Regions from separate parts of the Homo sapiens genome. Here region 2 is linked to region 1. Evidence: read pairs that join two places in POLR2A ChIA-PET (ENCODE). Cell type or tissue: PC-3. All regions are shown on one strand. Each heading gives the region's core, and the rest is flanking DNA. Links, peaks and the distances in the headings are about the cores only.

Evidence for each region. Peaks named below come from ENCODE experiments on the same cell type or tissue, not always from the same donor. Only the 100,000 strongest peaks of a DNase experiment are listed, where the experiment ranks them.
Region 2: POLR2A ChIA-PET joins it to region 1 with 12 read pairs; 9 of 35 experiments call an interaction of 5 or more read pairs at or near these places.

What each region holds. Positions count from the first base shown.
Region 1 is chr1:27,822,177-27,837,753 of GRCh38, reverse strand. PPP1R8 (protein phosphatase 1 regulatory subunit 8) reads right to left here and starts at 6,972. Exons shown (of 7, transcript NM_014110.5): 1 at 6,863-6,972; 2 at 4,938-4,998. The coding sequence starts at 6,918. LOC124903885 (a long non-coding RNA gene) reads left to right here and starts at 5,971. Exons shown (of 2, transcript XR_007065562.1): 1 at 5,971-7,005; 2 at 8,933-9,943. STX12 (syntaxin 12) reads right to left here. Exons shown (of 9, transcript NM_177424.3): 9 at 13,311-15,523. The coding sequence ends at 15,425. It also overlaps the pseudogene RNU6-1245P and SCARNA1. RefSeq lists enhancers at 5,923-6,707, 6,665-6,834, 6,708-7,493 and a silencer at 6,965-7,044. In PC-3, for the core only: no CTCF peak of the experiment used is centred there; a DNase peak (open chromatin) is centred at 7,013; H3K4me3 peaks cover 3,358 bases; H3K27ac peaks cover 749 bases.
Region 2 is chr1:27,988,302-28,003,878 of GRCh38, reverse strand. EYA3 (EYA transcriptional coactivator and phosphatase 3) reads left to right here. Exons shown (of 18, transcript NM_001990.4): 12 at 3,830-3,919; 13 at 6,501-6,559; 14 at 10,319-10,479; 15 at 14,068-14,182; 16 at 15,223-15,344. Among named protein-coding and RNA genes, the nearest start is that of XKR8, 36 kb to the right of the region's middle. In PC-3, for the core only: no CTCF peak of the experiment used is centred there; no DNase peak of the experiment used is centred there.

The sequences.
Region 1 (15,577 bases), core at 2,641-10,640:
GCCCAGTCTGGAGTGCAGTGGTGCGATCTCGGCTCACTGCAACCTCCGCCTCCCGGGTTCAAGAGATTCTCCTGTCTCAGCCTCCCAAATAGCTGGGATTACAGGCGCCCGCCACCACGCCCAGCTAATTTTTTGTATTTTTAGTAGGGGTTTCACCGTGTTAGCCAGGATGGTTTCGTTCTCCTGACCTCGTGATCTGCCCTCCTCAGCCTCCCAAAGTGCTGGGATTACAAGCATGAGCCAACCGCTGCGCCCGGCCCAACTTTTCTTAATTCTATTAGATATAAGTGGCCTGCCCTCAAGACAGTAACAACTCTTTTTTTTTTTTGAGACGAGTCTCTGTCACCCAGGCTGGAGTGCAGTGGCGTGATCTCGGCTCACTACAAGCTCTGCCTCCCGGGTTCACACCATTCTCCTGCCTCAGCCTCCCGAGTAGCTGGGACTACAGGCGTGTGCCACCACGCCCAGCTAATTTTTTGTATTTTTAGAAGAGACAGGGTTTCACCGTGTTAGCCAGGATGGTCTTGATCTCCTGACCTCATGATCCACCCGCCTCAGACTCCCAAAGTGCTGGGATTACAGGGGTGAGCCACCGTGCCTGGCCTGAGATCAACAATTGTATGAAGAGTGGCTGTCTTCTGAAAAAAGGTTCTGTTGGATCTTAATTTTAGATCAATTAGGAAACAAGAAGCACAATGCATGTCTATAAGGTAACAAGATTGCTTTTAGCCTAGTGAAACCGAAAAAAATTGTAATAAGATTGCTTCTCAGAAAATAAACATTCAAATGTATATTTGGGAAAGGAATGAAGTGTAAACACCTATTTCTATTCTAATCATGCTGCCATAGTCCCAAAGTATTTTTGTTTGTTTTTGAGACAGTCTCAAAACAAACAAGTTTCACCATGTTGCCCAGGCTGGTCTCGAACTCCTCACCTCAGGTGAATGGCCAGCCTCAACCTCCCAAAGTGCTGGGATTACCGGTGTTAGCCACCGTGCTAGACCTGAGCTAAATTTAGCTTTATAAAAAACTTGCTGGCCGGGTGCGGTGGCTCAAACCTGTAATCCCAGCACTTTGGGAGGCCGAGGCAGGCGGATCACAAGGTCAGGAGATCAAAACCATCCTGGCTAACACAGTGAAACCCCGTCTCTACTAAAAATACAAAAAAAAAATTAGCCGGGCGTGGTGGCAGGTGCCTGTAGTCCCAGCTACTCGGGAGGCTGAGGCAGGAGAATGGCATGAGCCCGGGAGGCAGAGCTTGCAGTGAGCCGAGATCGGCCACTGCACTCCAGCCTGGGCGACAGAGCAAGACTCTATCTCGAAAACAAAAACAAACAAAAAAATAAAAATAAAAAACTTGCTATACCTGTCCTTATATTTCTTTTAATCCTGGATCAGTAAAGCCTTTGCCACAGATCGGTTATAAACTGGACTGTTATAGATGAAGGACTCTAGATGAATTATTGCTAAAGCTTCTTCCAGTGCTAGTGGTCTAGTAATCCAGTGGGAGCACTTGAGGAATAACTCTCATTTGGGTATGTTGTGTTTTTCCTTTAAACATGAGGTCTCATTAAACGCTAGTTCACATTTCACACTATAGTCCTAAAATCCCTGAGAAAATATAGCATAAAGCTGAGTAGAGTATAGTCAAGTTAGTACCCGGCTGGGAATCAAGAAGCTTATATTTCATTCCTGGCTAAGTCCTTTAACTCACAATGGGCTGCTATTATCCCCTTACAAAACCAAAAGATACACCTCATGCAAGCACAATTTCAGCACTGATTACAGTAACAACTGCTAGGCGCTTCTATGCCACACACTATGCTATGAGTTTTACATTATATCATTTCATCCTCACAACCACCCTATGAGGTGGGTAATACTATTCTCTTCCTATTTTTATAAATGACAAAATTGAGGCATAAAGAAATTAACATACTCAAGTTCACACAGTTAGATACTTGTGGGCCGGGTTAGAAATTCAGATTTGTCTGGCTTCAGAGTCTAAGCTGTTTTAACCACATTATATATTTTCTTCATTCTACTTACATCAAAAAATGCACCATATGGCAAGGAATATTTTAAGGAGAGAATAAGTACTGTGGGTCACACTCTTTTCCTTAAACAATCACTTAGCCAGTTTCTTTCAAGCTCAGCCTTAAGGTTCAATTAATTCAGGCTAGCTTGGATATGTGGGTCACCTCTGGGAAACCCTATCTGGCAGTGCCCATCTGCTGCTGGAAGAGCTTGTTCTGGGCCCACACTACTATGGAGAACCAAGATTCAACAACAGCCTGACAGCTCAGTCAGTCACCTTCATGTCTGCTTTGACCCAAGGTTTTTAAGACTTGAGTTAAAAATAAGACATTATTTCAGGATTAAGAGAGAGCCCAGAAATTTCAACAACTTGTTCTCTCTAGGTAATAGTTATTTGGGCTGAATCTCATTGCACTTCTCATTCATATTTATATGCACATGGATTATGCTGTCACAAACTTAAATTTGCTAACCACAGTGCTCACAGATTGTGCTGAAGGAACATGAAAGACCACCAGCTCTTGGGTTCTAAAATAACAATGACTAAATTTCTATGAATCTAGGGTGCCAAAAGACATACTAGAGATTTAGGGATTTCTTTGAGAGGAAAAAAAAAGAGTGCCTCCAAATTAAATGTACACATTCAGTATTAAAGGCACCCCAATTACAGAAATGTTAAAATGAATGAATTTTTTTTTTGAGATGGAGTCTTGCTTTGTTGCCTAGGCTGCAGTGCAGTGGTGCAATCTCCACTCACTGCAAACTCTGCCTCCTGGGTTCAAGCGATTCTCCTGCCTCAGCCTCCCAAGTAGCTGGGATTATAGGGGTGTGCCACTGCACCTGGCTAATTTTTTTACTTTTAGTAGAGACGGGGTTTTGCCATGCTGGCCAGCCTGGTCTTGAACTCCTGACCTCAGGTGATCTGCCCGCCTCGGCCTCCCAAAGTGCTGGGAGGCCAGGTGTGAGCCGCCACCGCACCTGGCCAAAATGTATGGAATTTTAACAGAAAACAGTATGTCTTAGAACCAAGGAAATGTGTTAGATGTTGAACAATGTGCTGCTTCTGTCCAAGTGAATGAAATAATGCACTGGCTTTCAACAGTCACTAAAGCCGTAGCTTCTTGACTAGCTATGGCCAGTACTGCTATCCAGTTGTGCCTCTGAGTTATAACTCAGAGTGTATCTTTACACACTGGGCTTAAAAGACTCATGGCTTTTGTTTTAATATTGCACTTCTTAAACCCAGCTATCACAACACATCACAAGCCTTTGACACAAGGCTAGGATATAGACAGCTCGGTTAGTATCAAGTGCTGATCAAGTTTAAATCTAAAAATAAGCACATCTCAGGTCTACGCCTCTCAAGAATACAGTGATGTCTAAGGATTGTAACTTGACAACTTTGTGGCAACTCAGCACACTTAACAACATCGAAAGAGAACGTTATCAGCTAATAGACACCAATGATCAGAGGAGTGTCTGGCAAGTTAGAGTGTTTTGAAAATGTAATACCAATTATTCCACAAAGGAATGTGATGTTATCATTAAGACTAGGCAACCCTGTCTGTTTCTTCCTGTTGCAAACTAAAGATTTGCTAAATTCTAGTAATAAAACAGATCCCTATATGTCTTCAAGCTTTGTGCTATTCAGCAACAAATATTTTGTAACTGTGGAACAATCTATAGCAAAAAAGGTTTTACAGATATTTTAGCTAAATTATTTCTTTGAATAATCTTGAGGTTTTAAATCTTTAAGAGAGAAGAACCCATGACAAAGGGGCTCTCTGTGACTGGCTGAGTCCATGATGTATTCATAACAGGAGAAATCATTAAAACTCGTGCATGCCTTAATACTTTGCAAAATACCTGGTTATCTCTACAACATCTCAAAAGTGACAACAATATATTTACAGAGTAACCTTCAAAAGATCTCAGATAGCTTTTCAATCTAGCAACCGTGGAACTGCAACATTTTTATTAAATACCAAAAAACCACAATGAAAAAACTGCATTCAATAATGGGGCCTTGAACCTAAATTCTAGCTGAGCAAGCAAATATAAAATTGGTCTAATATGGGAGACTCACAGCTACATGGTCATAGTGGGCTTAATATCCATCTCTTGGTAAATAAATAATACCGTAAGGATTATAAAAAATTTACGCAAACTAATAGCTAATAAAAACTCATGTTCTCTTGAACTCCTATGTGGTGTTCTCTCTAGAGGCTTGTATAAAAGCTGGAATTCTGCTAAACTTTTATAGTACTTAATTCAAATATAATTATGTAATTTTTTGGTGTGATTCTGTCTCTCCCACTGGATGACTTGAGGACAGAAATTATGTTGGTTTTGCTTACTGCTGCAATCTGTATGCCAAGCACAGTAACTGGCACATAGTAAACACTCAATACATGTTTTGAAAGAATCAATTAATGAATTTCACCACAATTCCATTATCTTTTTGAGTAAATGTCTTAGTTTACCATACTTCTTATAAGGAGTTGGGCCTGAATGTCTTAAAATTAACTTAGAAGTTAAACTCAATATATATCATTCACTTTCTTCAGTTACTGCATACCTTGCACGGTTTACACAACTCCATGTACTCAGGGAGAGGGAATTAACCAAGCTAACAGGGCTTCCAGTTTGACTGGGGCCCACAGGACCCATGACCTATTAAAACCCTTCATTTGAGAGAAGTCACAAAAAATTGAGTGTCTGTGGTAGACATAAGCTTTAAATGTGTGATGTCACCATGTGCTTTTAACAGAAAAAAAAAATCAGGATGAAAGAAAGTAGCATTGCTGGAAAACAAAGCACAGGAGAGGGGGTGGAAAAGTGAGTCACTGGCAAAAATCTTTAGTGTGGCAGCCAAAAAAGTAAGACATGTATTTCCATACCTCAATTAGTTTGTCTCCTTTGACTACATCCAGATGTAAACCGGGAGGGGGCTTACCTGCCCTGAAAAATAAAAATAGAAAAAAGCATTTTCAGGATGGGTTTATAAATGCTATTTACAACCATTGTCCCATTCAACATTGCAGCTCTCCTACCAGCCTATAATTAGTTCATGTTCAAGCAGAAATGTCATCCACTTCACTGTTATTACAGCTCCATTCTACGTTTGACACTTACTTCCCTAGTGATTCAATTGCTCTGCAACAGATTTTAGTAGATCTGTATTTAGAGCAGCACCAAGAAACCTATATTTTAACACTGGATCTTCACCTCAGAGAAAGAACTGCATAGAGAGTGCAAGTACGATAGCTGGGGTGGTCTAGTCACCTGGAGTTTGAATCTGAAATCCACCCCTACTCCAATATCATATAAAGACCGAATAAATTAGTTGCTGTTTGGGGCTCATCAAGATTAGTCTCATCACAGAGTAAGCAAAGAGTACTGTCCTGAGCTCTGAAACCAAATCAGAGGTGCATAATTAGGGAACTAGGGCAATTCAAAATCATGCCCCATGAAACCAGGTACCAAATGAATATGTTACCCTTGAAACAGGTCTTTCTACAACAGCATGATTAGGGGACGTTTCCTCTATATCCTACAGCCATACCATTCAAGGGAGACTCATATGTCAAAGCACCTAACGGTGCCTGGTACCTACCAGATCCTAAGGAAAGGGTAGGTGATCTCAAAAACAGTGCTTTCTAACTATGTTTGCTATCTCGGCCCAAATTTGAAATCAATACAGCGAGGGATCAAAATGGATACAGAATTTGTAGACTGAAGCAACTACTACAAAAGTGCAAAGCGATCCAGAAAATAGCCACACATTTGCTTGCTTTTTGGGTTTGCTAATTTGAAGTTAGAAAAAAGAACCACCTCACTAGAACCTTTAGATTTGCACATGAAAAAACGTATCCTTGTCTAGCTAACTGAAGATTCAACACAGTCATCTCACAATCCTGCCCCAACCCCTCCTCTATGGAAAGGACAATGCACCGGACAAAAGGCCATTTTGTCCAGGAAAAAGGAGGAATGTTACATCCAAAACATACTTTCTGAATTCCTACTATGTGCCTGACTCAGGCCTAGGAGCTGGGAATACAAAGATGCAGTCTTTGCCCTTGAGGATGGCAATACAACGGGAGACAGAGACAAGCAACAAACAATACACTGCGATGAGCTACAGCAGAAAAAAACTCTTAATTCAGAAGCGTTTCCTTGTAAGGTAATTCATATTTATTCAACTTGTACCCTACTCAAAGACCAAATTAAATTATTTCATTATTCCCAAGAACTTTCGAAGGGATAAAAAGGGTTCATGCCAACCATTACTAATGCCTACTAGTGCCACAGACTGGGAGCTCCCTGAGGGCAGGGATGGCGCTAACCTACCCTCGTATTCTCTGTGGCAGACAGACAAGTGCCGCACGAGGGATGCAGCAACCACAGAGGGATGCGGGGCTTGGAGGTAGGGTTGGGGCCGGGGCTGGCTCGAGCGCGCTCGGGACGTACAGGAAGGGGCCAGATGCGATGCTCCACGAGAGCACCAGGCACTCAGTCAAGAGTTGGGCGTAAGTTCGGGCCAAGGCCTCGAAGCGCTCCGGCGACTGGCTAATCGCTCAAAGGGGCTGCCTAAGTGAGCGCCTTTGAGCCCCCAACCCCGGGTTTCTTCAGTTCCTGGGCCTGGGCTCCAGGCTCTCGGTTCTTCAACACGTCGCCCGGCCCGGTGCAGCAAACAGTTTTTCCTCAACCATTCCGGGGTTTCTGAGCCGTTCGGCTCGCAGCAGAAAAGTAAAAAAAGAGCCGCCCTTCCAGCCCAGGCTAGCTCCGGCCGGGCCACTCTAGCCCTGGCCGCCCCGCCACTCACCAGGTTGGGCAGTCGAACAGCGGGAGGCTAGAGCCGGAGTTCGCGGCTGCCGCCATCTTGCGTCTCCCCCTCCCATTTGGCGCGCCCTAAGCACGCCGGGAAACTGGAAGACCGAGAAGGGAAAAGCGGCATCCCAGCAGCCTGTGCGTACGCACGCTCACGCACGCCCGTACGGGGGGCGGTGCTTCTAGTGGGGACAGAGGAGCTTTTGGGATTTTTTTTTTTTCAGCGTTTGTGCGAGTTGGCCGTCTCTGGAAGTCTCCAGTGGTTAGGGTTTTCCTTGGCCAGGAGGTGTCAAAGGAAAAGGGGCTTTGTAGGGAGGGGAGTCAGTCTTTCCCTACGTCCTCCTGCAAACGCTTCTTGGCTCTAAAATCTTGGGACTAAGCCGTGCGCGATGGCTCACGTCTGTAATCCCAGCACTTTCGGAGGCTGAGGCGGGCGGATCACTTGAGGTCGGGAGTTTGAGACCAGCCTGACCAACATGGTGAAACCCCGTCTCTACTAAAAATACAAAAATTAGTCGAGTGTAGTGGCACATGCCTGTAATCCCAGCTACTTGGGAGGCTAAGGCAGGAGAATCGCTTGCACTCGGGAGGCAGAGGTTGCAGTGAGCCGAGATCGCGCCATTGCACTCCAGCCTGGGCAACAGAGCGAGACTCCGTCTCAAAAAAAAAAAAAAAAAAAGTAAAGAAAGAAAAAATCTGGGGACTACATCCTCCTCCAGAGTTTAGGTTAAGACCGTCAGCCTTTTGCCCTCAAAGCGGAGAAGCTAAAGGGCAAAACTCGGAGATTGGAGTGATTATTGTTTCTCTTCAGCCCTTCTCCAAAAAGTGGCACCCTACTCACTTTTTTCTAATTCACGTTTAGGCCTGTAGATTGTCAGGGAATCTGCATTAGGGGTCACCTAGTCTGTTTATGAAAACTCTGGACAAGCAGGAGCCAGGAGCAGGTCCAGTCAGAAAGCAGGGGTCCAAATCATCACTGTGCTTGGCTCAAATGGTTAATTTTTTTAAAAAGGATTTTTTGCTTTTGGTTATAGGGCAAGGAAGCATAAGGATTGCTCGCTTGCCCTAGATCACCAGCTGGTTTTAAGAGACCATTAGCAGGGCCTCTGGTTTTTTATTTTTTATTTTTTTATTGATCATTCTTGGGTGTTTCTCGCAGAGGGGGATTTGGCAGGGTCATAGGACAATAGTGGAGGGAAGGTCAGCAGATAAACAAGTGAACAAAGGTCTCTGGTTTTCCTAGGCAGAGGACCCTGTGGCCTTCCGCAGTGTTTGTGTCCCTGGGTACTTGAGATTAGGGAGTGGTGATGACTCTTAATGAGCATGCTGCCTTCAAGCATCTGTTTAACAAAGCACATCTTGCACTGCCCTTTATCCATTTAACCCTGAGTGGAGAGAGCACAGGGTTGGGGGTAAGGTCATAGATCAACAGGATCCCAAGGCAGAAGAATTTTTCTTAGTACAGAACAAAATGAAAAGTCTCCCATGTCTACTTCTTTGTACACAGACACAGCAACCATCCGATTTCTCAATCTTTTCCCCACCTTTCCCCCTTTTCTATTCCACAAAACCGCCATTGTCATCATGGCCCGTTCTCAATGAGCTGTTGGGTACACCTCCCAGATGGGGTGGTGGCCGGGCAGAGGGGCTCCTCACTTCCCAGTAGGGGCGGCCGGGCAGAGGCGCCCCTCACCTCCTGGATGGGGCGGCTGGCCGGGCGGGGGCTGACCCCCCCCCCACCTCCCTCCTGGACGGGAGGGCCTCTGGTTTTAATGGCATTGTCTGTTCAGCAGTTACCTGGGCAAGTATGTATTTTATATGGATCATCTCACTTAATCCTGACAATACTCTTGAGTTAGGTATTATTATAATTCCAGAGGAGAGGCTTAGAGAGATTGAGTTACCCAGCTTCACCCTAGAACAAGTGGAGTGGGATCAAAAACCTAAACCTATATGATGCCGAAGGCCATGCTCATGAGTCACTATTCTCTCTTACACTTTGATGTTGGTATAATTATATTTATTATTAGCATGCAACTGATGCCCCTCTTTTTCACTTTTGTAGACGCGTTGGGAGGATTATCTGACCAGTTTTTCCTTTTTTAAATAAATCAATTGCTAAGTTCCTGTTCATCCAGAAAGAGGCACTGCTCAGCAAGTTGAGGAATCTATGATGAAAGTAGTTCTTTTCTTGCTTCCATGCTACTGGTTCTGTAGAAAATCAGCCTATTCAAAAGATTTTTGCCCTTGATGAAGTCTCCAGCCCTCAAGATTTAACTGCAATATAACTTAGAAGGAGTGAGAAGATCAAAAAAGTAACTGCAATATAACATTAACTTGGATTTTAAGATTATCAACTCTTAGGTAGACTGGAGAAACACCTTTTCCTCTGGCCTTTAAAGCACAATAAACTTATCCAGCAAGGATGGCGACTAATCAGATCACTTATCAAATGGCCTGTTAATATCCTCCTTTTCAGCCTTGTGATTCCAAAGTAAGACTAGGCTGATTGGAAAAATTCAAATTCTAAACTTGGTTTCAAGAAAACAGAAATAATCCTATGTCCCTCTCTTCTGAATACAGGGCATGATTTTTTAGAAGGAATTAGTCCCAAAAGTTTTTGAGTCTAACAGAAAAGAAGAAGATACTTTTACCTACAGAAATTGTGTGGGCCTTTGAGGTTCTATGCTCCTTTTAGGCATAACATGGTGTTGAAGCCATTTGCAGTTAGCAGTGACCTGATAGTATCTTATGGCAACTTTGTATTTCAACTTCTCAGCTTGTGTGATCCTTCTATTGCTGACTATAGACCCAGGAAACCTAAAAGCTACATCTTACCTTTCTAATTCTTTACTCCTTGGCCATGTTCTGTTTCTAGCACAGTAGATATTCACACGTGGCACCTTATGCTTACCTAGGCCCTCATAAAGCAAAATGCTCTTTGTTTGGGCACCAATGATGTCAGTATAGACCAGCAAACTAGAGGGCAGCAATCTAGGTCCTTAACCTTTTAAAATAGACTGATGTACTAGCTGCCTTTGGATTTTGGTATCTCAATAAAGAGATTAGTATGTTGGCCTTTGATAGATTTCCTTAGAATAAGATCTAAAGACATTAGAAGAATATTGAGGTCAGAAAACTTTAAAAAGTTTTTAAATTATTATGTTTTGAGACGAATCTTATTCTGTCACCTAGGCTGGAGGGCAGTGGCAGGATTTCGGCTCACTGCAGCCTCCACCTCCCAGGTCCAAGCAATTCTCCTGTCTCACCTTCCCAAGTAGCTGGGATTACAGGCATGTGCCACCATACACGGGGTTGCACCATGTTGGTGAGGCTGGTCTCGAACTCCCGACTTCAGGTGATCCGCCTGCCTCAGCTTCCCAAAGTGCTGGGATTACAGGTGTGAGCCACTGTGCCCTGCCAGAAAAAGTCTTGCTTTTGTCTCCCAGGCTGGAGTGCAATGGTGTGATTTCAGCTTACTGCAACCTCCACCCGCCAGGTTCAAGTGATTCTCCTGCCTCAGCCTCCCGAGTAGCTGGGATTACAGGCACACACCACCACACCTGACTGATTTTTGTATTCTTATTATTTTATCATTTTTTTCTTTCTGAGATGGAGTTTCGCTCTTGTCGCCCAGGCTGGAGTGCAATGACACAAACTTGTCTCACTGCAACCTCCACCTCTCGGGTTTAAGCGATTCTCCTGCCTCAGCCTCCCGAGTAACTCGGATTCCAGGTGCCCGCTACCATGCCCAGCTAATTTTTCTATTTTTAGTAGAGACAGGGTTTCATCATGTTGGCCAGGCTGGTCTCAAACTCCTGACCTCAGATGATCCACCTGCCTCAGCCTCCCAAAGTGCTAGGATTATGCTGGGATTACAGGCACGAACCACCATATCCGGCCTAGTTTTTGTATTGTTAGTAGAGACAGGGTTTCACCACCTTGGCCAGGCTGGTCTCGAACTCCTGACCTCAGGTGATCCACCCGCCTCTGTCTCCCAAAGTGCTAGGATTACAGGCATGAGTCACTGTGCCCGGCCCTAACTATGCTTTGAAAAGCGGGGAAGCAGCAGGTGATTCCCAGACTTAGGGAACAGGATGGACTGAGATCTGAGGTGGGCTCTGGTCTGCAATTAGTGACCAAAAGCAAAAGCTGAGTTCCCATGACTGAGGACAGTCTCTGAATAGAAAAAAAAAAAACAAAAACACTTAATAGAGGTGGCTCAGAATGTTTTACTTTGCATAGACTGAACAGTAATTTCATTTTGATATTTTGCACTGCGGTGGGTGAACCCTCCCATCCCTACCCCTTAGCAAAACACACACACACACACACACACACACACACACACACACACACTCCCCTGGGAGTATCTGTCTAGCATCTAGCAAGTTCTTATTCTGGAACATTCCCAGATTAAGTAGCCACAGTAACATTTCTACTTTACCTTATACCTTATACAGTATCATAGTTTTTTATTTTTCTTTTTTCTTTTTTTTTTTTTTTTTTTTTTTGAGACAGAGCCTCTGTTGCCCAGGCTGGAGTGCAGTGGTGCTATCTTGGCTCAATGCAACCCCCCACCTCCTGGGTTCAAGCAAAGCTCATGCCTCAGCCTCCTGAGTAGCTGAGATTACAGGCGTGCGCCACCATGCCTGGCTAATTTTTATAATTTTAGTAGAGGCAGAGTTTCACCATGTTGTCCAGGCTGGTCTTGAACTCCTGGCCTCAAGTGATCCACCCGCCTCGGCCTCTCAAAGTGCTGGGATTATAGCCGTGAGCCACTGCGCCCAGCCCATAGTTTTATTAATAACTCATTGGAAGAGAGAATGCTAGATCTACCCAGTACTGCTAGGATATTTCATAAAGGAAGTAGAAAAGGGGATGATGGCTCACGCCTGTAATCCCAGCACTTTGGGAAGCCGAGGCAGGTGGATCACGAGGCCAGGAGATCAAGACCATCCTAACAAACACGGTGAAACCCTGCCTCTACTAAAAATACAAAAAATTAGCTGGGCATGGTGGCGGACGCCTGTAGTCCCAGCTACTCGGGAGGCTGAGGCAGGAGAATGGCGTGAACCCAGGAGGTGGAGCTTGCAGTGAGCCGAGTCACGCCACTGCACTCCAGCTTGGGCAACAGAGCGAGACTCCATCTCAAAAAAAAAAAAAAAAAAAAAAAAAAAAAGAAAAGGAGATGAGAAAATGAAAGGAAGATAGAGGTAAAAATACAATTTGTATGTTCACACTAAACTGCCGTGGGTCCTTATAATCAGAAAATTTCGTAGCTGGAAAAGAGCTACCAAGAAAACTTGGGGCCTAAAGGTTAAGTTACTTTTTCTTTTTTCCCCCGAGACAAGAGTCTTGCTCTGTTGCCCAGACCTAGAGTGCAGTGGCATGATCTTGGCTTACTGCAACCTCCACCTCCTGGGTTCAAGCAATTCTCTTGCCTCAGCCTCCCAAGTAGCTGGGATTACAGGTGTGTGCCACTATGCCTGGCTAATTTTTGTATTTTTAGTAGAGATGGGGTTTCACCATGTTGGCCAGACTGGTCTTTAACTTCTGACCTCGTGATCCACCCGCCTCAGCCTCCCAAAGTGCTGGGATTACAGGCATGAGCCACCGCGCCCAGCCATAAGTGACTTTTTCAAATACCCTCAGCAAGTTAACGGCACAGCTAAGGTCTTTTGTACCCCAGTCTAGTTTCTGACATCCAAACCAATGCTTCTCAACCACAGTTACAGGTAAGAATTACCTGGGGCCTTTAAAAATCCCTATGCCCAAGCTATATATACTCCAGACTAAATTAAAATCTTGGAGTTGTGGGACTGAGGTATCAGTATTTATTTTTTATTTTTTAGCAAGAAGAGGAGCACAGAGAATATTTTTTTAAAAATATAGAGCACTTCGGCCAGGCGCCAGTGGCTCAGGCCTGTAATTGCAGCACTTTGGGAAGCCGAGGTGGGCGGATCACTTGAGGTCAGGAGTTCCAGACCAGCCTGGCTAACATGGTACAACCCCATCTCTACTAAAAATATATTTTAAAAAATGAGTCAGGCATTGTGGTGAGCACCTGTAATCCCAGATACTTGGGAGGCTGAAGCATGAGAATTGCTTGAACCCAGGAGGTGGAGGTTGCAGTGAGCTGAGATTGTGCCACGGCACTCCAGCCTGGGCGACAGCGTGAAACCCTGTCTCAAAAAAAAAAAAAAAAAAAAAAGTATATATATACATACACACAGAGAGAGAGACAGAGAGAGAGAATTCATGAATTTGCAAGTCATCCTGGTGCAGGGGCCATGCTAATCTTCTCTCTATTGTTCCCATTTTATATACGTGCTGCCAAAGTGGGCACTGTATTTTTTTAGTTTCTAATGTGAAGCCATGTTAAAAACTGCTGTCCTAGATTGTGATGCTCCCAATGATAATCAAGGCACAGATAAGGAGAATTCTGTGAATAGGTTTATTAAGACCACCTAGGAGAACCTCTTTGGCAACTACCACAAATTCTAGGCCATTTAAAATCCAGGCCAAGTTCATATTTGCTCTCCATGATCACCATTACAACAACCACAGGTCACACAGTATTACAGAACAAAAGCATGGTCACTTTATTTTACCCAAATGCAAATCGTTTTTCACAACCAAGACTTTTTTCTTTCCTACAATGTTACAAATGATGTATCCAAGTCCGACTGTAATTTGGAGTTAAACAGGGATCATAGAACCAAGGAATTATCTCTGAAGCTGCTCTTTGGGCCACTGTGCCACCCCAACAGCTCTATCCTGTTGTTCTTTTTTTTAATTAAAAAATCATTAAAAAAAAAATGGAGATGGGGTCTTGCTATACTGCCCAGGCTGATCTTGAACTCTTGGGCTCAGACGTACCGATATACTGATCCTCCCGCCTCAGCCTTCCAAAGTGTTGGGATTACAAGTGTGAGCCATTGCACTCAGCCATCTCTACACACTGTTTTTCAAGGAAAGGCAGCTACACCTATTCCGTCTCCAAACCAACCCTCACCTGGTGTCCAGTTTTCTTGGAAGTCTCAATTTTTCTCATGACAGCACATTACCTAATACCTACCACATTAGGATGTTAACTCATAAAAACATACTACAAAAGCTTTAAAAAACATTTATTTGTATTAAGTAAGTGCAACAGTGCAAAGAAACTTATGCATTTGGGCCCTTGCTTCCCTACTGTTCACATTAGTTTAGTTTAGAAGATTAAGTATAATAACAGAAGGAGAACAGAAGAAATGAATATAAATATACTCAGGGTAGCCAAATCCTCTAATTCACTAAAGGATGAACCAAAGTTGTTGGCCAGATTCACATTTATGTGGGAGCCTAAACAAATTATGTTCCCTTTAACTGTTCTAGGCCTGTGGAAAAGGGAAGTGGACAACATTTATATTACAAGACAGTAATTTTATTGAAACATCTTTTTTTGTCTAAAACTATGCATGGAGATATTAATCTCTTGTTTATAAATTAGGTTAAGTCTAACATCACTATTTGAAACCAGTGTTATTTACAAAAATGAACCTCTTCTTTGCTTTATTGTTGGTTTACAGGAATAATTTTAAACCAACCTCAATCTATCTTTAAAAATCTTCCTGCCTTCAAATGCCCAGCAACCCTTATAAGGTAGGGGGCAGCCCTTTGACAGCAACATTCATCATTCACCAGGAATGTAGAACCACAAGTGAACAACAACAACAACAACAACAAGATTAAATCATTCCCAACAATTCCTATTTGCTTTTCCAAAGCATGCTATGTCTAATTCTGCCTTTCTATGCAGACAGGTGGGAGAGGGAGCCCATAGAGTATATTAATGTTAATTAAATTAACTTCCTTTAAAAGCTAACAGGATGGCTTAGTGTGGATGAGGATGAACTGCTGTGGATGACACTAGCAGATAATGAAGTAAACTTTAAACCCAGATTAGTAACATGTACTCCAGTAACTGACCAGCTCAGATAGAGACTTCTCATTTACTCTGGATCACATGTACAATATTTTACCTTCCAATTAAATATAGTGCCAAAATCTTTCAAAATAGATAGAGAATAGGCTTCTTAGAAATTCAAATAAAAATGTTAAATAATAAAAACTGGTGGCCTATTATAGAGTTTCTGACAGACTCCAATATACTGGGTACCAGAAAGTAACTCTATCTCAGATGCTAGTAAAAAGGTAAATTTTGTATATACATAAAAGACAATATTACGAGACTGTAGTGTCATTTGTCAAAACAAGAATATCTAGAATGGAATTTTCAGTAAACACTTGGGATGAAGGGCAATCAGAATACAAGAGGAAGCAAAATCCACATAAGTTAATTCCTAATTTGAGAAATCAATAGAATCAATAAATTGATAATTACTGTCTCCATAGGTCACGAATTCCAAAGACTAGTTAGTAGTTAGTTTCTAACTAAATGATTACAGGACGTTCTGATATATGCTGTCTTCTTGTGATCAGTTTGTTCTGGCAAGACTTCAACAAGCACTTGCCCTTGAAAACAGCTCAGCGGGAGAACGATCGGAGGCAATCACTTCGTTTTATAAACTAGCCAGATAATAAGTCCCAAGATTAGAATAATCACTGACAGGACAAGCACCAGGATACACATCTTCTTGCGAGATTTTTTCTGAGGAAAGAAATATGTAAACAAGATACTCATGAAACAAGTAAAATTTGTATG
Region 2 (15,577 bases), core at 4,129-12,128, 160 kb before region 1:
TTAAACTAAATACACCAAGCAAAACTTGTTATATCTTCAGTGTACATATCAGTTTTAACAGAAGGATGGGCTGTTTTGAGACTATTAGGCTGTGTATTTCTATTCTAAATTACCTCCAAGCTCATGTTTTTCAGTTTATATGAATAAATTTTATACAAATATCTGCACCCCAGCCAGGTGCAGTGGCATGCACCTGTAGTCTCAACTACTCAGGAAGCTGAGGTGGGAAGATTGCTTGAGCCTAGGAGTTCGAATCCAGCTTGGGCAACTTAGCGAGACCCCATCTCTAAAAATAAAAATATTTGCCTCCTTTACCTGTCCTGTTACTTCCAGTTATTTCATATGGTTACTAATGTTTTTGTTAGTAGGTGTGGGTTTTTTTGTTTGTTTGTTTGTTTGTTTGTTTTTTGAGAGAGAGTCTTGCTCTTGTCACCCAGGCTGGAGTACAGTAGCATGATCTCTGCTCACTGCAACCTCTGCCTCTCGGGTTCAAATGATTCTCCTCCCTCAGCATCCCAAGTAGCTAGGATTACAGGTGCCCGTTACCATGCCTGGCTAATTTTGTTGTTGTTGTTGTTGTTGTTGTTGTTGTTGTTGTTGTTGTTGTTTGAGACGGAGTCTCGCTGTGTCACCTGGGCTGGAGTGCAATGGCGTGATCTCAGCTCACTGCAAGCTGTGCCTCCTGGGTCCACGCCATTCTCCTGCCTCAGCCTCCCCAGTAGCTAGGACTACAGGCGCCTGCCACCACGCCCAGCTAATTTTTTTTTTTTTTTTTTTTGTATTTTTAGTAGAGACAGGGTTTCACCGTGTTAGCCAGGATGGTCTTGATCTCCTGACCTCGTGATCCGCCCACCTCGGCCTCCCAAAATGCTGGGATTACAAGCGTGAGCCACTGCGCCCAGCCCTAATTTTTGTACTTTTAGTAGAGACAGGGTTTTACCATGTTGGCAAGGCTGGACTCGAACTCCAGCCTCAAGTGATCCGCCTGCCTCGGTCTTCCAAAGTGCTGGGATTACAGGTGTGAGCCACTGTGCTTGGCCAGGAGGTTTGTGTTTTTTTTTTCTCCTGAGATAATATCTCGCTCTGTCATGCAGGCTGGAGTACAGTGGCGCAAACACAGCTCACTGCAGCTTCGATCTCTTGAGCTAAAGCAATCCTCCTGCCTCAGTCCTCCAGGTATCTGGGACTACAGGCACATGCCACCATACCCGGCTAATTTTGTTTTATTTTTGTAGAGATGGGATCTCGCCATGTTGCCCAGTCTCATCTTGAAATCTGAGGCTCAAGTGATTCTCCTGCCTCAGTCTCCCAAAGTGCTGTGATTATAGGCATGAGCTTCTATACCCAGCCTCTGTTAGTATTTTCTACAGGCTTTTAGTGTCTAGTCTGGCATGCTGACATAAGCTATATAACTAAACTGATTATAAAAATATATAAAATTAAAAAAATTATATATATATTTATAAAATAAGACCAGGCGTGGTGGCTCTCATCTGTAATCCCAAAATGTGTATAAAAATTTTATATATTGGCCAGGCATGGTGGCTCACGCCTGTAATCCCAGCACTTTGGGAGGCCAAGGCGGGTGGATCACCTGAGGCCAGGAATTCGAGACCAGCCTGGCCAACAGGGTGAAACCCCATCTCTACTAAAAATACAAAAATTGCCGGGTGCGGTGGCTCACACCTGTAATCCCAGCACTTTGGGAGGCCGAGGAGGGCAGATCAGCTGAGGTCAGGAGTTCGAGACCAGCCTGACCAACATGGAGAAACCCCGTCTCTACTAAAAATACAAAATTAGCTGGGCGTGGTGGCACATGCCTATAATTCCAGCTACTAGAGAGGATGAGGCAGGAGAATCGCTTGAACCTGGGAGGCGGAGGTTGCGGTGAGCTGAGATCGCACCATTGCACTCCAGCCTGGGCAACAAGAGCGAAATTCCGTCTCAAAAAAATAAATAAAATAAAATAAAAATTCAAAAATTAGCCGGGCATGGTGGCACATGCCTGTAATCCCAGCTACTAGGGAGGCTGAGGCAGGAGGATCACTTGAACCTGGGAGGTGGAGGTTGCAGTGAGCCGAGATCGCGCCGCAGCACTCCAGCCTGGGTGACAGAGCGAGACTTTTTTTTTTTTTTTTTTGAGACAGAGTCTCGCTCTGTCACCCAGGCTGGGGTGCCATGGTGCGATCTCTGCTCACTGCAAGCTCCACCTCCCAGGTTCACGCTATTCTCCTGCCTCAGTCCCCTGAGTGGCTGGGACTACAGGTGCCCGTCACCATGCCCAGCTAATTTTTAGTAGAGATGGGGATTCACCACGTTAGCCAGGATGGTCTTGATCCCCTGACCTCATGATCCACCTGCCTTGGCCTCCCAAAGTGCTGCGATTACAGGCGTGAGCCACTGCGCCTGGCAAAAAAAAATTTTATATATTTACATATACACATAATATTATTTCATGAAAAACAGTTTTTTACATTATAAACAAACACTAAGCTTCATGGTGAAATTTTTGGCTTTGACATTTAAGTTCACCTTTGAGCTGAAGAAGATATAATGGGAAGAGCACAGGACTGGGAGTCAGAAGACCTGAACGTGAAAATACAATGTATATATCTTGTATCATATATATTATTATATAAAATATATATTAAAATAATGTAATAAGTATATTCATATAATATGTGAATATATTTACATAGTGATATAGTTTATATAAATTATATATTACTGTGTATATATAATGTATATATCTTATATAAATATATACAGTGATATAGATATGTGTATAAATACACAAACACACGTACACACTTTGAGACAGAGTCTCACTCTGTCACGCAGGCTGGAGTGCAGTGGTGCAGTCTCAGCTTACTGCAACCTCTGTTTCCTGGGTTCAAGTGATTCTCCCACCTCAGCCTTCCAAGTACCTGGGACTGCAGGTGTGCACCACCATGCCCAGCTATTTCTGTGTTTACTTTTGTAGAGACATGGTTTCACCATGTTGCCCAGGCTAGTCTCAAACTCCTGGGCTCGAGCAGTCCACCTGCCTTGGACTCCCAAAGTGCTAGGATTACAGGCGTGAGCCACTGTACCCGGCCAAATTTTATTTTTTGTGGAGACGGGGGTCTTGCTTTGTTGCCCCAGCTAGTCTAGAATTCCTAGCCTTAAGCAATCTTCCCGCCTCAGCCTCCCAAAGTGCTGAGATGACAGGTGTGAGCTAGCTACCTTGCCTGGTCAGCATTGTATCTTTTTAAAAACATATTTTCTGGCCAGGTGCGGTGGCTCACACCTGTAATCCCAGCACTTTGGGAGGCCGACGGGGGTGGATCACAAGGTTAGGAGATCAAGACCATCCTGGCTAACATAGTGAAACCCTGTCTCTACTAAAAATACAAAAAATTAGCCAGGCGTGGTGGCGGATGCCTGTAGTCCCAGCTACTCGGGAGGCTGAGGCAGGAGAATGGCATGAACCTGGGAGGCAGAACTTGCAGTGAGCCAAGATTGCACCACTGCACTCCAGCCTGGGCGACAGAGTGAGACTCCGTCTCAAAAAAAAAGAAAAAAAAAATCATATTTTCTGTCCTCATTTATCTTTATGAAACTACTAATTTCTAGAAACTAAAGTCCTGAAATTTTTAACTGTCCATATCTTCTCTATTTTACAATCCTGGATTCTCATAACTGTGAATGAAATTGCATCAATGATAGTTTGAAGCACAGTTGGGAGCTCGTGTGTTTTGGCCTTGACCTAAAATAATTTTGAAATTTGAAGATTAGAACCAGGACTGTGACTACCAAGTCAAGCTGATTTTTTCTTATTGTCTTCTAGGACCCAACAGTAGTGATTGGCTCAGGTTTAACAATGGAAGAAATGATTTTTGAAGTGGCTGATACTCATCTATTTTTCAATGACTTAGAGGTAAGCATTTTAAATTGTTTCTGTGCTTCACTGAGACACTTCATTCAATAACTATTTAGAGCTTTTGCTTATTATATTAGAAGATATGTGTTTAGATAGGGTGGATATGGAGAGGCCAGCTGGCCACTAAGGCATACATACATAGTCTTAGAGAAATAGTACTTGTGGTTGGGTCACCACAGTTTTGGTTCTGACATTCAATTTTATTGGCTCAAAAATTTGATTTTTGTTAGTTTATTTGGAGGTGATCTAGCACTAGGGGAAAGGCCAACCCATCAGGCAAAACACTGACATATAAACCAATATTCTAACTTAATAATCTATATTAAATAATATATATAAAGTGAGTTTGATTATTTGTACTCTCAATTATGTTTTGACTTTTCTTCCATTTTACATTCTTAAAGGATAGTCTCCTGATTTGTCGAATCTATAAATGGTTACTCTAACCCATCATATTTTATACATATTTGTTGTTCATATGTAGGTTAACCTTGATATTCAGAATAATTTTATAGTTAGGTGCCAGAAAAACCAGGAAACACTAAGAGCTTCATGGTGAAATTTTTTGGCTTTGACATTTGAGTTCACCTTTAAGGTGAACATGGTGTAGCAGAAGGAGCACAGGACAGGGAGTCAGAAGACCAGAATGTGAATCTCACATAGGGAAAGTTATGTTCCCATTCTGGGCCTCAGTTATGCAGTCATCCTACACAGGAAACTACCAACACTGATTACCATCTATGGAGAGGGATGAGTTGCCAGGACACAAAGGTGGGAGGGAGCACACTTTTCACTTCATGTCCTTTGAATTTTGAGCTGTGTAGTACATGTTTTACCTAGTTTTAAAAATAGTGAAAATTTTAAAGTAAAGTAATATAGGATTTTATAGGCTGGGCGTGGTGGCTCATGCCTGTAATCCCAAAACTTTGGGAGGCCGAGGCGGGCAGATCACTTGAGGTCAGGAGTTCGAGACCAGCCTGAGCACCATGGTGAAACCCCGTCTCTACCAAAAATACAAAAATTAGCCGGGCATGGTGGCGCACACCTGTAATCCCAGCTACTCAGGAGGCTGAGGCAGGAGAATTGCTTGAACCCAGAAGGGGAAGGTTGCAGTGAGCAAAGATTGCACTACTGCACTCCAGCCTGGGCAGCAGAGAGAGACTCTGTCTTTAAAATAAAAAATAAAAAGATAGTATTTTATAAACACAAAGTAATCATTTTTTTAATCTTTTTTTTTTTTTTAGTAATAGAGATGGGGTTTCACTGTATTGCCCAGGCTGGTCTCAAACTCCTGAGCTCAAGTGATCCTCCCACCTTGGCCTCCCAAAGTACTGGGATTACCGGCGTGAGCACTGCACCCAGCCAACACAAAGTAATCCCATCTCTTTTAAAATAAACGTCTGTTCTACTCAACAGACAATTCTTCAATAAATTAATAGTGCCCCGAGCTCCAGTACTTTTGTCTAAACTCCATAATGCTTTAATCTTCCCTCAACTTCATATGTTGATAAATTAGGACATCATAGTTTTTATTCAGCAAACATTTATTGAAAACCTACTACATGCCAATAATTATTGCCAATTGTATTTGTAATGATTTTCTAGACATAGTCCTCACTCAGGAACTGAAAGTTCTGTGAAGAATTTGACCTGAATGTGTTCCTGCCCCCCAGGTCAGTGCTTCTCAACTTTAGGGGGCATAAGAATCACCTGGGGAGCTTCTTAAAAGTGGAGATTCTAGGACTTCACTCTCAGAAATTCTGATTCAAGTAGGTCTGGGATGGACCCAAGAATATGCATTTTTAAAAAACTTCCCCAGAGGATTCTGATGCAGGTACCCTAAGTGGTATCAGAGGAGTACATCCATCAGTTAGGTAGTGGGCGGCATTTTATGTCAGTAGTAGCATGGGCTTGGTGGAAAGAACCTTGGATTAGAAGCGGGGGAAAAAAAGAAGCAGAAAACCTGGGTTATTTCTAGTCTCTTTCTGCCACTCACTAATTGTATGACTTTGAGAAAATCATTTCACCTCACTTTTAAAACATGAGGAGATTGATTTAGATGACCTCTTCTAACTCCTGACTTTGAAGTTAGAAATTTCAGTCATTCTCGGTTTTGATACCACACTACCAGCGTCTGTTTTGTCTATAAAAATTTATTGGGCACAACCTACGTAAGGATACTGGACTAGATCAGAGAGATGCAAAGGAGATGTGAGATGTGGCTCCTGCCCCAAGAGACCTGCATTGTAATAGGACTTACAGTCTGGTGTAGGACATAAGAACATTTGAAGTGTAAGGGAGCTTGTGCTTATTCCCATGAGCTGTTGGAGAAATGAAATATTGAGATAGGAGTAGAAACAAGGGATGGGATAGTTACAGAACTCATGAAGACTGGGATGTGAATCAGGTCTTAAGAGGAATTGGACAGCAAGGGGTGTGAGAGTGATCACCCACACATAAGAGATTCCATAAGGCATTTCATTATCCTGCCACTGTATATGGTCTTTTTATAGTATGTCATGATGGTAATATCACTTCTACTCCCTGGACTGAAGTAATATGTTTTGTCTTTTAACAGGAGTGTGACCAGGTACATGTGGAAGATGTGGCTTCTGATGACAATGGCCAAGACTTGAGGTGATAAACATAATGATTCTTGAACACCAGTACACCTGTTATGTGCAAGATCTGTCTGTCTAGGTTTGGAGGAAAACAAAGATAAATAGAATATATCTCTGAAAGAGCTCACAACCTGTTAGAGGACATAGAAACAAACATAGTTAACCGTGATGTATAGTGTGAGAAGGTGACAATAGAAAATGCCGTGGAGCACGAGAAGAAAGAATTCTGTTGGGATAGGGAGTGGGTAGTGCCAACACTGGAGAGGTTTCTCAGTGGAGTAGCATTAAAGCAGAACATTAAAGAATGGGTAGCAAGCCAGGCACAGTGGCTCACACCTGTAATTGCAGCATCTTAGAAGCGCGAGGCAGGAGGATCACTTGAGTCTTGGAGTTCAAGACCAGCCTGGACAACACAGGGAGATCCCATCTCTGTAAGGTAGTCTTCCACATTTTATTATAGTGAAAGTTAAACCAAGGAGATCTCAGTGGCAAAATGCTTGCTCAGGCTCCTCATTCCTCTTTGTTCTGGCCCACTAGCCTTAGCTAAGAAAGATCCAAAAATTTATCTAGCTTAAAGACTTATAAGAAAAAAACCTGTCACATCTTTTCATATTAGTTTGTTTGAATGTTTATCCCTTTTTATAAGTAAAATGTTCTTCCCAGTAACTACCCCAAAATTCAGTGTTCTATCCACCAGTTCTCAAATACGGAGTAGAACTGGACATACCACCTTAATAAGGACCTAGTCAGGTAGAGCTGAGAATATTGGAAGGTTTCACTTTCAGGTACAGCATCCAGTTGTACATGTTGTGGTGTCACATGGTCATGGAGGGCACAATTCTTATGACACTTTACTGTTCTTTTCAGGGAAAAGTCTGGTCTGAAGAGTTTATATTCTGCTCTGAACCCCAGTTGTTTTTTTTCCTCTTATACGTGTGGCTAACCAGTAATTACTTATCATGTCTTAGCAGCTATATTTTCTTAAGCACAGAATCTCACTCTTAGCATATTGGGATCTATTTTAACTTTTGATTGAACCAAGTTGTTCAGTCATTTTTAGATCTTTACTTATGAAATATTAATCCTTCCTAGTTTGTATAATTGTATTATCTGTTGCTATGCAACAAATTACTCCAGAGTTTAGTACCTTAAAACAGTTAAATGGCCAGATGCAGTGGCTTACGCCTGTAATCCCAGCACTTCAGGAGGCCAGTGCGGGCCAATCACTTGAGGTCAGGAGTTCGAGACTAGCCTGGCTAACATGGCGAAACCCCGTCTCTACTAAAAATACAAAAATTAGCCAGGCGTGGTGGCATGCGCCTGTAGTCCCAGCTACTTGGGAGGCTGAGGCAGGAGAATTGCTTGAAACCGGGAGGCAGAAGTTGTAGTGAGCCGAGATCACGCCCCTGCACTCCAACCTGGGTGACAGAGTGAGACTCCGTCTTAAAAAACAAACAAATAATGAAACATTTATCCTCTCACAGCTTCTGTAGGTGAGGAACTTAAAAGTGACCTAGCTAGTTTTTCTTTTTAAGAAATACTTAATATTTTTTATTTTATTTTAATTTATTCATTTTATTAATATTTACTCAATTTCTTTGTTCATTTTTATTTTTTATTTTTGGCTGGAGTGCAATGGCACCATCTCGGCTCATTGTAACCCCTGTCCCTGGCCTCCCTCAAGCAATCCTCCCACCCCAGCCCCCAAAATAGCTAGGACCATAGGCGCATGCCACCACTCCTGGCTAATTTTTTGTATTTTTAGTAGAGGCAAGAGTGCCATGTTGCCCACACTTGTCTCGAACTCCTGAGCTTAAGCAATCTACCCACCTCAGCCCCTCAAAGTGCTGGGATTACAGGTGTGAGCAACTACACCCAGCTTGTACTCATTGTCTTTTTTTTTTTTTTTTTTTTCCTTTTAAGATAGGGTCTCGCTCTGGCACCCAGGCTGGAGTGCAGTGTTGTGATCATATATGGCTTGCTGTAGCTTCACCCTCCCAGGCTTAAATGATCCTCCCACCCCAGCCTTCTGAGTAGCTGGGCCCACAGGCGCATGCCACCATACCCAGCTAATATTTCCATTTTTTTTTTTTTTAGAGATGGGGGTCTCCCTGTGTTGCCCAGGCTGGTCTCGAACTCCTGGACCCAAGTGATCCCCCCTCATTGGCCTCCCAAAGTGCTGGGATTATAGACATGAGCCACCACACCCAGCCTACTTAAAGGATTTTAAATCTAGAAAATCTATTGTTAATTTATTTTTTCACTGTTACAAATTTTATTTTGTCAAGGTAAAATATACATATACATATAGAATTTACCATCTTTATCATTTTTTAAGTGTACAGAAGTGGTTCCTTTTTTTTTTTTTTCCAAAGAGACGGGGCCTGCTCTGTTGCCCAGGCTAAGGTGCAATGGTGCAATCATAGTTCCCAATAGCCTCCTGGGCTCAAGTGGTCCTCTCACTTCAGCCTCGTAAGTAGCTAGGATAACAGGTACACACCACCATACCTGACTAATTAAAAAATTTTTTTCTTAGAGATGGGATCTTGCTATGTTGCCCAGGCTGGTCTCAAACTCCTGGCCTCAAGCAATCCTCCCATTTCAGCCTCCCAAATAGTTGGAATTACAGGCACCAGCCACTGCACCTGGCCAGGGGTAGTTCTTTTCCCCCCGCAAGCTGAAGTGCAGTGGCGTGATCTTGGCTCATTGCAACCTCTGCCTTCCAATCTCAAGCGATTCTCCTTCCTCAGTCTCCCGAGTAGCTGGGACTACAGGCATGCGCCACCACACCCAGCTAATTTTTGTATTTTTTGTAAAGACAGGGTTTCACCATGTTGGCCGAGGCGGGACCTCAGGAGATCCACCCGCCTCGGCCTCCCAAAGTGCTGGGATTATAGGCATGAGCCACTGCATTCAGCCCCAGAGGTAGTTCTCAATTAGAGTTTCTGGGGTTGAAATCAAGATGTTGGCTAGAGCTCTAATCATCTGAAAGCTTAACTGGAGCTGGAGAATGTGCTTCCAATCTCTGACATGTGGCTGATGACAGAAGGCTTTAGTTCCTCATTACACATACCTCTCCATGGGGCTGCTTGAATGTTCTCACGTGACAGCTGGCTTCTTCCAGAGCAAGTGCTCCAAGAGAGAGCAGAAGAAGCCTAGTCTCTGAAGCCTAACACTATCAGTTTTATCACTTTCTATTTATATTTTAAGTATAGTCCATACCCAAGGGGAGCAGAATTAGAAGAGAGGAATATCAAAGAATTTGTAGATATATTTTGAAGCTACCACAGTGACCTATGAACATAAACCAGCCAGCAGATCACTTAAGGAAATATCTGCCATTATCTTACCATTGTTAGCATTTTAGCCTATTTCCTTTCATTATTTTTTCATGTTTCTCCTTTTTACATAGTTGCAATCACTGTGTGTGTAAGTGTACTCACAAAATTTTATATTCTGCTTTTTTCACTGTGTGGTTATTTTCTGTCATTAGTGAAAAAGATGCCTTATCCCAAGTCAACCTCTAAGGAATGCTGGTGCTTGAATTGTTTCTACCTTTCATTCCCTCTCTCATTTCAGTCCTTTCTTTGATAGAAGTAATAAGTGTGAGATAGAGAACTAATGAAAGATAGACTCTGACATACAGAGATTAAGGAAGAAGATCCTTAAAGCCATTGGCCTTATTTATCAGATACCAAGAACCCAACCAAATAGCACTCAAACAAAAACTTTATGCTGTATAAATTTTAATTTTTATTATCTTCTCTCCTTGCAGCAACTACAGTTTCTCAACAGATGGTTTCAGTGGCTCAGGAGGTAGTGGCAGCCATGGTTCATCTGTGGGTGTTCAGGGAGGTGTGGACTGGATGAGGAAACTAGCTTTCCGCTACCGGAAAGTGAGAGAAATCTATGATAAGCATAAAAGCAACGTGGGTGGTAAGTGTGGCATATAACCAGTCTGATTCTCTGTTTCTTCCTGGTTTCCTCCTTTTCTTTCCAGGGATTCCTTAGATTCCCCATGACAACTGCTTATAAATTATGCCACAGTTATATGTTAAACTCTGTATTTAAAAAAATAGAGGTTTGGTTGAAACCTTTTGGGAGGAAGCTCTATATTTCTAACGGGCTTCTCTAAGCATAATTTTGGAAAGTTCTCTTGTTGTCTTTGGACAAATGCCTTTTTAAAGGAAACATGTTCTGTAGATTATGTTTGATGACATGTATCACAACTGCTGTCAACGCTAGTTAATAGGGTGCCACATTTTTTTTTTTGGCTGGTTTATATAACTATCAGGACAAGTTAAGTAGAACTAGCTAGTAACTTTTCGTGGACAGAAATCTAGGTCCAGGATTGTAGGTTGGTAGTATCAATGTGTTGTGATTTAAAGAATCTTGGAAATTCTTTCTGACCAGAAATATTTCAAATGCCAGATGCCACTAAGCCTAAAATTCTATTATTTAGAATTAATTAATCATAGATTGTTTGAATTAAAAGAGACAGAAGTCTAATCTGAATTCCTCATTTTACAGTTGAGAAAAGTGATGTCCATCATAGGGGTAGTGGGGGCAGCTTATTCATGGTCACATTGCAAATTTGTAACCATACCATGTTTGAAATTCACATTCCCTAACTTTTTGGTCCAGTGCACTTTCATGCAGCTCCTTTTATAGTGAGGTACTCTTTTGAGAAAATATTTAAAACTGTAAACCATCACCATCAAAGATACAAATACATACAAAATGTTGCTCAAAGATTCAGGGATTACATAGCCTGCCTAGAGCAGGGGTCCCCAATTCCCGGGCCTCAGACTGATACCAGTCAGCGGCCTGTTAGCAACCAGGCAGCACAGCCACATAGCAGGAAGTGAGCAGGCCGGCAAGTGAGTATTACTGCCTGAGCTCCACTTCCTGTCAGATCAGTGGCGGCATTAGATTCTCATAGGAGTACAAACCCTATTGTGAACTGCACATGCAAGGGATCTAGTTGCATGTTCCTTATGAAAATCTAACTAATGCCTGATGATCTGAGGTGGAACAATTTCATCTCGAAACCTCTCGCCCCCCACCCAGGTCCATGGAAAAATTGTCCTCTACGAAACTGGTCCCTGGTGCTGAAAAGGTTGAGGACTGCTGGCCTAGAGGTATTTTACTCAAGGTCAAGAGCCCTTGTACTATACTATGCTGCCTTACAATATGGCGCAGAAAGTAGGAACAAGACTTTACAGATCAATTTGGTTCATTTCAGTTACAGCTCTCTAATACCAGATAAAAATCATGGGCTTCCAGACTTCAGGAATCTAATTTACTTTTTTCAGATTCCCCTTTTTGTTGCTTATTTCTTCTCATGATTCAAAGCCAGTATTTTTTATTTTGGTAACTCCACATCTTTTTGCATTTTCTTTCTCACAAACATTAGCCTTTCTTTTGTTAGTTTTCATATACAGCCTGAGTCTCTTTATCTTTTCCCTGCCCAATGCCTGGACCTGGTTTCCTGAACAAAGCGATGTAACCCTGTGTGAGAATCCTCTGAGCCTACTTTGGAGAATAGATTAAAATTAATGGCCAGCTGTATGTTTTGTACAATATGAATTGATGAAAGCGCCACATCATGTATTAGTTGAGTATATCATATATAGGTACTGGTTTTGTTGTCGTTTTGTTTTATCCAAAATGTTAAGAGTCATCTAATTCTAGGCTTACATTGTGGAACCATCAATCTGAAAACAAATTATACTCCAGTTCTCCTCCTCACAAAAATGCCATCTGCTTTTATGGAGTATTACTAATAGAATACAGGATTTTTTTTTAACCTTCACTGTAGAAAATTCAGATCCAGATTTACTGCTTGAATATTTTAACTGAAGTGTCTGAGAGCAGGCTCCCATCATATGAGCTCTCTTTTGTGCTTAGATATCTAGTCTTGGGTAGTGTTTTAGTGTCTTATCAGTTGGAGTTGTTTCAGAAGTACAGTATGGAGAATTAGTCATTCAACCTGGAATTTCATGTCAACATGTTCTGAAGCAAGTGGACAAGTAGTCACCATGGAAGTTCTGTGGAGTAGTGGAAAGACTTCTTAAGACCAAAAGCTGCAAACTTACTGTGTAATCTTAGGGCCCTTTTTTTCATTGGGTTTCGTTTCTTTACAGAGAGATTAGAAATGCTAAGGACTCTTCTAGCTGTAACACTAATTTTTCGCACTTTGGTTCTTGATGTCATGTTCTAAGCAGTGCAATTCAAAGTGTGGTCAACCAGTCTGCAAAAGATATGCTATTGGTTGGTGATGAAAGAAGGAGCTTGCACCAGAATCTAAATTATTTCTGTCAGCTGATTTTATTGTTGTTATTGTGTCCCCGTAACAAGATTTTTCTAAAAATTTATCTTTGCCTGAACATCCCCAAAACACTGTGATAAAGAAAGTAAAAATGGCATTCTGGGTAGCACTACTCTAAGGTTTCTCCAAGAAGAGAAATTAAAAAAAAAAAAAATGCCAGGCACGGTGGCTCACACCTGTAATCCCAGCAGTTTGGGAGGCCAAGGTGGGTGGATCATGAGATCAGGAGTTCAAGACCAGCCTGGCCAATATGATGAAACCCCATCTCTACTAAAAATACAAAAATTAGCTGGGTGTGGTGGCAGCTGCCTATAATCCCAGCTACTCAGGAGGCTGAAGCAGAGAATTGCTTGAACCTGGGAGGCGGAGGTTGCAGTAAGCTGAGATTGCACCACTACACTACAGCCTGGGCGACAGAGCAAGACTCCATCTCAGAAAAAAAAAAAAAAAAAGGACAACTGGTCTTATCTTGACACCAAGAACCACACTTCCAAATCCTTGTTCACTCACGCCAACACTGGCCTCCCGACAAATTAGGAGATGTTCAAGGAGAAACACGAGGTTGCCATGCTAGGGGCACCCCATAGCTCTGCTCCCTTGATGTCCTCTGTGATCCACATCTGCAGTGAGACCTCCATGCCCAAACCCTGTTCAAAATGCTCTTCATAAACTAGTGCTTCCTGGGCTTCATAGCATTAGTGTACTGCATGAAGTCTAGGGACAGGAAGATGGTGGGTGATGTGACCGGGGCGCAGGCCTGTGCCTCCACCACCAAGTGCTTGAACATCTGTACCCTGTTCCTCGACATCCCTGTGGTCATTGCACTCATCATGCTTTTCACCACTAGCTCAGTGATAATCTTCCAAGCAATTTCTCAGAAGATAAAGGATCTCCAAGGCCAGTAGTAGAGCCCATGTACTCCACTGCTGACCCTGCACCCTGGGGCTGTTGGTCCTGCCCTTTTGACCCCACCCCTATATACAGCAGTTTATATTCACCTGTCTACAATGGAATTCAATAAAGCACATGTGTTCATGGGAAAAAAATACGTATATGTATATATATATATATAAACATACTCAGTAGAATATTTCAGTGACTCACACTTTTTAAATTGAATTTAGAAGTTGCTTTCTCACTGTCAGCAAATATATGTTGTCAAATGATAAATGTGTCTGCTTTTATTCCTAAAGGTCTCCTCAGTCCCCAGAGGAAGGAAGCACTGCAGAGATTAAGAGCAGAAATTGAAGTTTTAACAGATTCCTGGTTAGGAACTGCATTAAAGTCCTTACTTCTCATCCAGTCCAGGTATGGAAATGGTTCTTTTAGGTCTCATCCTCTCAGCGACATATTCTTCTACTCCAGTTCAGGATAAGCCATTCTCTAAAATAGGGTTTGGGATAGGGGTAGAGAGGAGTTTAAATGATGTAGGGAAGTATTTGTGTTAGGTGAGAAGCAAGGTCATTTTATGTTAACAGCACAACTTCTAGTTTTAAGAGAATATTTATATATGAAATCCTTTTTCTTTCTCCTTACTTTTTGCTCACGAAATTAAAACTCAGTAACCCATAATCTCTTGTCCATAAGTTGGACCTGGTGACGTCAAAGAATACATGGAGGAGATGTTATTACAATGTCCTAGGTACAGGAAGCTCCAAGAAATGTATCCAAACCCACTAAAGAAGGCAAGATTCAAAAGAAAAAGGGTACATTAAGCAGATTAAGGAGATTTCAACGTGAAGCTTAGACTGGGAAATAAATGCACCAGTCTGTGTCTGCACCAATACCCTATTACTCCCTCCCGCAAAGCAGTAATTCCAGATCCACAACGTAGTAAACAGTAAAGCTGACACCAAGGAGTGGATATCTGGTGAAGGTAAAGGACATATAAAATTAATGTGTATTCTAGAATCTATGTTGCTATTGTGTGAAGAGCAAAGCGAACACAAATCATATCTCATTTATGGACTGACTTGCATTCAGATGAAAGAGTACAGCTCAGAGCTTTTTGTTGTTTGTTTTCTAAAATATGCTATCAGTGACATGGGTTGGTGGTATTTATCAAGTACTTGTGACTAGAATGGTCAGAGGGGAAAGAAGGCAAGAACTAAGTTGTTGCTGTGTGTCCACTAAGATAACAAAAATGAGTAGAATCTCTGCCCTTTAATATAGAAAGTAAATGAACATGAAATAATGAGTAGTAGCTGAACATTGGCTCTGAACAGTATAATACCAGGTCCTTTAAAGTTAATTTTTAATAATTAAATTCTAAAGAGTTGGCACATACGAATTCTTGCTCCCAGGTTGGTTTAGTTTCACCTTTTCTTTTCCCTTTTACTCCCTTATAGAAAGAATTGTGTGAATGTTCTGATCACTACCACCCAGCTGGTTCCAGCCCTGGCCAAGGTTCTCCTATATGGACTAGGAGAAATATTTCCTATTGAGAACATCTATAGTGCTACCAAAATTGGTATGGTTTCTATGCTGTTTCTTGTCACTGGCCTTGCAATAAAACTTTCTACTCATGATGCACCTATTATTTTCTAGCCCCTCTTGTTAGACACTTTATTTGTAATACCTACAGTCCTCACAACAGTCTTCTAATATTTTCAGTAATGCAATTGAGGCTTAGTAGTTATATAGCTTGCTCAGGTTCTCACAGCTAGTAAGTTACATAAGCATGCTCTTTGATAATATTTGAAA